Linked DNA regions of Homo sapiens: region 2 is linked to region 1. A link is an interaction called in ENCODE POLR2A ChIA-PET data of the cell type or tissue named here. Cell type or tissue: A673. All regions are shown on one strand. Links, peaks and the distances in the headings refer to the core of each region. The heading gives the core; the rest is flanking DNA. Region 1 overlaps TRDMT1 (tRNA aspartic acid methyltransferase 1). Region 2 overlaps CACNB2 (calcium voltage-gated channel auxiliary subunit beta 2).

What was found. ChIA-PET counts read pairs that join two places held together with the same protein. Peaks named below come from ENCODE experiments on the same cell type or tissue, not always from the same donor. Only the 100,000 strongest peaks of a DNase experiment are listed, where the experiment ranks them.
Region 2: POLR2A ChIA-PET joins it to region 1 with 9 read pairs; 1 of 35 experiments calls an interaction of 5 or more read pairs at or near these places.

The regions. Positions count from the first base shown.
Region 1 is chr10:17,179,790-17,184,191 of GRCh38, forward strand. The region is part of intron 1 of TRDMT1 (tRNA aspartic acid methyltransferase 1); the gene reads right to left. Among named protein-coding and RNA genes, the nearest start is that of TRDMT1, 20 kb to the right of the region's middle. In A673, for the core only: a CTCF peak has its summit at 3,536 (motif pointing left); a DNase peak (open chromatin) is centred at 2,102.
Region 2 is chr10:18,204,833-18,209,234 of GRCh38, forward strand. The region is part of intron 2 of CACNB2 (calcium voltage-gated channel auxiliary subunit beta 2); the gene reads left to right. Among named protein-coding and RNA genes, the nearest start is that of CACNB2-AS2, 54 kb to the right of the region's middle. In A673, for the core only: no CTCF peak of the experiment used is centred there; no DNase peak of the experiment used is centred there; H3K27ac peaks cover 333 bases.

The DNA.
Region 1 (4,402 bases), core at 328-4,327:
TAAAATTTAATCCCAAGAGACTAGCATTGATGGGAAAAGCTTTCCTGACCTTGCTATCAAACCCTAGAATGAAAGAGAGAAATCGGAGGTATTGGGGAAAGGATTTTTTTAACACAGGGCAGAAAAATTTTCTTCCCAGGATATTTATTACTTGTTTTCTCCAATTTGGAGGAGGATAGTCCCACTAAGCAATCCCTAAAGACACTTTCTAGCCCTGATACTCTATGAGCATTTAAGTAAGAAGTATAGGTCTTCAGATCATCTTTTACTACCTGCCATTATTGACAAAGATCTTGGCCTTTTCACCCTAATTCACTGGTTAGAAACTAAAGAACTGATACAAGAGAAATGCTCTTTTATGGCTATGTTTGTCTATTAATTTGCCTTTCCTAGATACTACGTTTAAAATAACTATTAAAGAATAAAAATAGTAAGTGAACTACGACAAACAATATAAATTTTCTCTTTCTGCCGGGTGTGGTGGCTCATGCCTTTAATCCTAGCACTTTGGGAGGCTGAGGCGGGTGGATCACCTGAGGTCAGGAGTTTGAGACCAGCCTGGCCAACATGGCAAAACCCCGTCTCTACTAAAAATACAAAAATCAGCTAGGCATGGTGGTAGGCACCTGTAATCCCAGCTACTCAGGGCCTGAGGCAGAAGAATCGCTTGAACCCACAAGGTGGAGGTTGCAGTGAGCCGAGATTGCGCCACTTCACTCCAGCCTGGGCAAAAGAGCGGAACTCTGTCTCAAAAAAAAAAAAAAAAAACTCTCTTTCCATATTCGGTACAGAGAAAACCTGATTTGTGGGAATCAACATGAAGTAACATTGCATTAATGCTTAATTTTTTCCTTCTACTTATAACTGTCTATTAGGAGAGAAACTAGTATTTCCTAGACAAAGCTGCACCTTAGGTGAAATAGTGCCGTGCTTTTTTTCATGATAATCAATCTTTAATTCCCTTGTCCCTCTTCCCATTTCAAACTACCTAGCAAAATGCTAAACTGAACACTAAGCAAATGAGTACTTAAGAAACAGTATGAAAGATGGATAGCAAACAACATATTTTTCCTATTTCAGAACTCAAGGAACTTCACAATTTCTCCTTAGTGCTCAGTCTCTTTGAAGTAAATTTTACATCAAATTAAATTTTGCTAATGAAATTTTACTAATATGTTTTACTAATGACTCAAAAATATGATTTCTAGTTATACTATCTCTACAAAAATTATTTGCATATCCCAACATTTATTTCTTCCTCCTCTTCAATAACCAAACATCAAATTTATTCACTGTGGCAATGCACCCTGCTAAAAGGATATCTGCCACCCCTCTACAGCTAGATGCAGCCATGGACTAAAGTCAGACTAATGAGACAGAATAAGTGCATCACACTCTCAGAGAGTGTTCTATAAAGGAAGAGAGTGGTAGTTCCCTATGCTCTCTGGCCTTTCCACTGGAGGTTTGGAAAGCAGATGTAATGACTTGAGCTCCGTTTGCTGTGACGGACCATGAAGGCTGATCCGTGCACTCTCATCACACTCCAGTTCACTCTGCTGTCACATTTTTCCCAGGACAGTGGCTCCCTCACTAGACTACTCAATCATCTCAGTGCTGACACCATGTCTCATTCATATGGGTACTCTCAGCACCCAGGCATTGCAGTAATTGGCACAGAATAGGCGCTCAATAAACGTCTATTAATTGAATACATACAAGAGAATAAGTGAATTATACTTCCTAAAATCAACTCCAGATTATTACTGATTACCCTCCTTGTTCTCCTGTTTCTGAGAACACTGCTAGCTTAAAAAGTATTTAATATGTCTGAACTTATATGATTATCTATCTCAATGCTCATTTTTAAGTAATTGTTTGACATTTAGGTCAAATTTTTTAACACCTACAATGAAGTTCCCAGGAAACCTACAAAATTCTATTTATGTTACAAATGTCTTAAATATAGTCCCAATAGTGCTATTGTCAGGCAGTAAGTAAATATCTGTGAGATTACCTATCATGTACTGAGCACTCTACTGAGGATACAAAATGAGTGGACATTTGTTTTCTGTTTTACCAGCATCTGGCCCCTCCTTTTCTGGCAATAGTCCCAGATTTTCTTTGGGGGAAACTTACCTCACTCATGCTCTGTTGAAGTGGTTCAGATGGCCTCAAATCCCCTTCTCCTAGCTTCTAGAAGCCTCGGTCAAGTGCCTGAGCCAGTAAGACTAGCCAGACCGGTTTCAGGATGGGCATGCAACTCAAAATAAGCCAATTAGGCACAATAAGAGGTGACCCCTGGCTTTTTCTTGTGTAACTATTAATAGCAAGAGTAGCTTGATCTTTCTTACCACGTTAAACCTTGGATGGAGATAAGTTCAGAGGCTACTACAGGCATTTTGATGCAATAAGGGGAGAACATATATAAAAATGCACCCAACCTAGAAGAAACAAGGCTGAGATACATGGAGAAAAAAACTGGTTTCTGGTGACATGATTTGAGCCCCTGCTTCAAACTCTACCCCTAACTGGGCCTACATTTGGACCTGGTCAATTAAATGAGTCCAGAGTTACAACTTTTAGGAAACCAGTCTGAGCTAAGTTTCTGTCACTTGCAAATAACACTTCTAAGTGGCAATCAGGTGAACACAAACTAATATGCCATTTGTTCCTATGAGGAGAAGCATTTCAAATTCCAAACTGGCAAACAGAGCAATATGAATGCAAAAGTCCTGTAAATAAGTAATTAATTAACCATACATCTACAAAATAGAAGTATTCTTCTTGATAAAACTGTTCTAAATTGAAGAAAGAAGGTCAAGAGTCTTCAATTTGGGGAGTGAAGACTTCCTTATGGTAATACCCAATCACTTATTTCTATATATGGATACTAAATACAACAAATACAGAGAGAGAGCTACTTATAAACTATAGCTCCCATGTCTTTTAAGGAGCACAGAATATTTTCAGTTGCCCAGTCTCATCAATTCTTACAAAGCTCAAGTCCTGAAAGTAAAACAGTTAAAATAGAAATTTCATTACAAGCAATTCAAAAATACCAAATTTTAAATGATCGATAAACATATAAAAGATGCCAAACTTCACCAATAATGACAGAAATCCACATTAACCAGTTTTACCTAGCAGCTTGGCAAAGATTGGATAAATGAACACTGTCTAATGCCAGCAAGGATTTAAGAAAATGTGCTGTCCTTCATGTCATTTGTGGTATAAATTGACATAATTCTTCTGATTATTAGACCTAGTTATACTACATCTGGAAATGTTCGCTAAGGAAAATTGTAAACAAGTATGTAAAGATAAGAGTGTATCATTACATACATGTATGAAAATAGAGATGTTAAAAAGATAACATCCATATTTACTGTCACAAAGCAATATCCATATTATTTACTACATAGAGCAGTTACAGAATATCTTGAGTAAAAATCCAAGTTTTATAAAGTGTATGTGTATGTGTATGTGTGCACCTTAAGACAGAGAAAACAGCCAATATCAACAGAGGCTATCCCCTGGTGGTGAGATTTGGAGGTAATTCTTCTTTCTTTAAACTCTTTTGAATAATTCGATTTTTTTCTCATTGAGAATATACTATTATTTTATTTATATCTTTAGTTACTTTTTTGAGATGGACTCTTGCTCTGTCACCCAGGCTGGAGTGCCGTGGCATGATCTCAGCTCACTGCAATCTCCACCTCCTGGGTTCAAGTGATTCTTCTGCTTCAGCTTCCTGAGTAGCTGAGACTACAGGTGTGTGCCACCACGCCCGGCTAATTTTTGTATTTTTAGAAAGAGACAGGGTTTCACCACATTGGCCAGGCTGGTCTCGAACTCCTGACCTCATGATCCACCTGCCTCGGCCTCCCAAAGTGCTGGGATTACAGGCATGAGCCACCGCACCTGGCAAGAATGTACTATTTTTATAATTGGCAAAAAGCAAACAAAAAAATGACTCTTATTTTGGAACGAAAGAATTCAATGCTGCTCTTGGTTTTGACCCTGAGAAACAACAAAAGGAAAGTAACAAGGTCAGACAAGAAAGGTTTGGCTCTTTTCTCAAGGCATGCCAATTGTGCTGTGACCTGTCACAGGCACATACACACCAGTAAACAATTATAACTCATTATAATTACAACAATTGTAACTCAGTGCATTATTTTACCTGCTAACTCAACAATAATCAAAAGAAAAACTAAAAATTAAACTACCTTATGAAAGTCTTCTAAAGATCATCAAGTAGCTAGCATACGCCCAAAAAATGTAGAGCTGAAAGTAACCTATTCACATGCTTATAGAAGTCAAAAGATATAAACTACTTAAAAAGTCAAGAAATAATAGAAACACATGTGATGCAGTCAATTACAGGTGTGAACAACAAAGA
Region 2 (4,402 bases), core at 147-4,146, 1.0 Mb after region 1:
CACATATGCATTCCATACTGTACTTTCTGTATAGAGTCAATTTCAAGAGTAGGCTTCATTTCATTTTAATGCCACAAATATTTAATGAGTTCCTACTAGTGGTAAAATGCTTCACTTCTTGCTGGATTCCTTAAACTTTACCAGAAAAAAAAAAAAAAAAAGGTCTGGCTTTCATGCCCAAGACTCTATATTCCAAACTCTCTAATGTTTATACATTTGTAGATGTCAAGTGTTTTTTGTTTTTGAGGGTTTTTAAAAAAAAATTCTTAAGATCTGTATCATTGAATAGAAATTTCCTGGACTTTCCTTTCAACATATGTTATTAACATGACAGTTATCTGTCCAGTGGTTAGAAGCATGGTCCTTTGAATCAGAAAGACTTGAGCATTAACTTACTACCTCTGCACTATTGGGAAGGTTACATCCCTTTGCTAGCCTCAGTTTTCTCATCCGTATAATGGGGACACTAATACCTAACTCATATAGTTATTGTGAGAATTGAATGGGATTTATAAAGTACTAAGCGCAGCAATTAGCCCAGCGAGCACTCGTAAATGGTAGCTGTTATTGTTGTCTATATATGCATAGAGGATGCGCATGACTAGTTTGTTGAACAGTCAAAAATCTGTGAATTTTACTATTTTTATTTCCATTCAATGCCTCTAACTGTGTGCCATGACAGCTCTTTCTTTTCCACTGGGTGAGCACATTTTCTTAATATTTGGTGTATTGTTTAATGTACCAGTCATTTTGGATTTAAACAACAAAATTCTATGCAGCTTAAAATTCCATTCACAAATATGAATGAAATCTGATCTCCATGACCTCCAAACCACACTTCTGAGTCTTAGAATTGGATGGGGTCCTTGGCCTGATCTTCAATTCTTTCTTCTATTCCAGCTTACTGGAGTGGAGAGAAGAGGGTAGTGTTTCAATGTTCCCTGCTCCTCATCAAAACCTAACTCCTCCAGTGATTTAGATCAGAAGTCAAGGAGGCAAAGAGTTTCTACAACCCATCAGAGACAGGAAGGCATCTTTGTTCTTGCTCCAATTTGCAAGGGTTCCATCTGTTGATGCTTACCTCTGTGGGGTGGGTCCAGGGAGAGAGAATCTACGGTTTTCAGTCTCCCCAGGCCCTCTCCATCTATGAGAATTTTTTTGTTTGTTTGTTTTGAGATGGAGTCTTGCTCTGTCACCCAGGGTAGAGTGCAGTGGTGCAATCTTGGCTCACTGCAATCTCCACCTCTCGGGTTCAAGTGATTCTCATGCCTCAGCCTCCCAAGTAGCTGGAACTACAGGCATGCACCACCATGGCTGCCCAGTTAATTTTTGCATTTTTAGTAGAGACAAGGTTTCGCTATGTTGGCCAGGCTTGTCTCAAACTCCTGACCTCAGGTGATTCACCCGCCTCAGCTTCCCAAAGTGCTGGGGACTACAGGCGTGAGCCACTGCGCATGGCCATCATCCATGAGGATTCTTAGAGACACATAGCTGTATCTCCTTTGTCTCCTGAAGGCAGTCCTCTTCCCTGACTTCCTCTCTCCAGATGGGGCATCCACTGCTCGGGCTATTGCCTGGGCATCCCTACTATGTCCACCTCATCCTCCCACCTGTGTATTGTGTCACATGGAGCCACAGAAACAGCAGCATTGTGCAGTCACTTCTTTCTCTCCCATTCCCCTCATGCTGTGCATGTTCCTTCTTTTCCCCGATGGGACCAACTGCTCCAGCCAGCCACTCTCTGGCTTTCAGACATGTCTAAGGAAATGTAGGAGCAAGACGCAGGCTGCGTCCATGTACTTCCCTCAAATTCCAGAAAGGGGCACATGCAGATTCTCACATGAACGTCCCAGTGTGCTCCAGTCCTCTCCAAAAAGCATGCTGGGGGGCGCAGTAGTGGTGCCTTCTGCACTGCAGCTTAGCAAGCAAAGTGGGGAGGGTAATGCCGGGCTCCATTTTTCGCTGGAAGGTGAAGTAAGACATGCCAGTGTAAGCATTAAGCCAACCAAAGTTTTAAGTCCACTGTTGGGGAGGGATTGGTGCAGTAGTTCCCAATTATCCATGGTTTTCTTTCAAGATTTCAGTTAATCGAGGTCAACTTGAGTACAGTACAATAAAATATTTTGAGGGAGAGACGACATTCACATAACATTTATTACAGTATATTGTTATAATTCTTCTATTTATTTATTTAGAGACAGAGTCTCACTCTGTCACCCAGGCTGGAGTGCTGTGGCATGATCTCAGCTCACTGCAACCTCTACCTCCCGGGTTCAAGTGATTCTCCTGCCTCAGCCTCCCTAGTAGCTCAGACTACAGGCGTGAGCCACCACACCTGACTAATTTTTGTAGTTTTGGTAGAGACAGGGTTTCACCATGTTGGCCAAGCTGGTCTTGAACTCTTGACCTCAGGTGATCCGCCTACCTCTGCCTCCCAAAATGCTGGGATTACAGGCATGACCTCCCAAAATGCTGGGATTACAGGCATGAGCCACTGCACCCAGCCAATAATTGTTCTATTTTATTTTTAGCTATTGTTAATCTCTTACTGTGTCTGACTTAGAAATTAAACTGTATCATAGGTGTGTATGTATAGGAAGAAACAGTATATCAGAACTATCCATGGTTTCAGGCATCCACCAGAGGTCTTGGAAGGCATCCCTCATGGATAAGGTGGGGTGGGGGAGAAACTATATATCTTAGTTAATAAGCATTACTAGAATGTTACAAAATATATTGAAGTTTGTAACATATAGAAATCATGTGTCACTTAAATCTGTAATGTAAACACCTGCAGTACTGCAAAGCTTAGAAAATTGCACACATTCATTTACCTTTTGACTAATTTTTGTTCTTTCTTTTCAAATATATTTAACATGTACATGGGCATGATGTATTATGTTGCATGTTGCATATCACATAGCAAAACTTTAGCTTCATTTGTTACTTAAGAACCATTATTATTAAAAGCATCATATTGTATACTATATATATAGTTTCTATTTGTCAATTTAAAAAATAGTTTACAAATAAGTAAAAAGAATCATCGTTATGAAAAAGGAGTTATCATTGTACCAGCAAAAAGGAGAGTGAATTAACAGTTTTGATGTAGAATTCTGCATAGTAGAAGTTGACATATGTATGCTTTGTATGTGCTGCTTTTAAAAAATCTCAAGTTTCTATTTAAACCCTGAATTTTAGAAACCTACGAATATTAGTTGCATCTTTCTTGTCAGAGGAACTATAAAAACACTTTAACACAAATGCTAAACCCTAAAACCCAAACAGGTAAATGAGCCCATGGACTGATAAGCCTTTAGCCATTTAGAAGGAGCTTCAAAAAGGCTGTTTTAGCTGGACACAGTGGCTCATGCCTGTAACCTCAGCACTTTGGGAGGCTGAGGCTGGAGGATGACTTGAGCTCAGGAGTTCAAGATCAGCCTGGGCAACACAGTGAGACCCTATCTGTACACACACAAAAAACTTTTTTTTAATTAGTGGAATGTAGTGATATGTGGCTGTTGTCCCAGCTACACTTGGCATGCTAAGGTGGAAGGATCGCTTGAGCCTGGGAGTTCGAGACCAGACTGGGCAACATAGTGAGACCCCATCTATACAAAAACTAAAAAATTAGTGGGGTGTGGTGGTGCACACCTGTGGTCCCAGCTACTTGGCAAGCTGAGGTGGGAGGATTGCTTGAGCCCAGGAGTTGGAGGCTGCAGTGAGCCATGATCGTGCCACTGCACTCTAGCCTGTGCAACAGAGTGAGACCCTGTCTCAAAAAAATAAAATAAAATAAAAAGATTGTTTTAAAATGAATCTGACGTTATTCCTCATTCCTTATTGCTTGTTCACCTTATTTGTTAAATTTTCAGACTGGAGCCCAGCCTGAAAAAGGACTGAAGTCCTTTTCTGTAGTCATCTCAGCTACTGGAAAGGCAACTCTTAAGCACACTGTTTTAGAGAAGGGCTGAGCGGTAGAAGATACGACGTTTAGAGAGAGAAAGCCCCTGAACACGTATTAATTCTAAAGAATTCTAAGGAACTGATGCGTATACATCCACATATGAACCCAGGGCGATGTTGAGTTCTTCTGGTGGGATTCTCTGGAGCACATCATCGTTGGCATTTGATGACTGTAAAATCGCTGGAAGTTGAATGTGCACATTTAAATAGAAACTAAATGATGCAATGCAAAACTAATATAATCTTTTCCAGATTAGCTGCCATTCCACATTACCTGCAGAACTGCTTCCTTCCTCTTTTGTAGGTAATGGGCTTGACTGCATGTGAAACATAATGTAAATGTTATGTCTTATTAATGCATCCAGGAAATCTGCCTTAAAAATTACTTTTTATCACAGAAAAATGTGGCTTAATTTTTTTTAATCATATGCCTTAG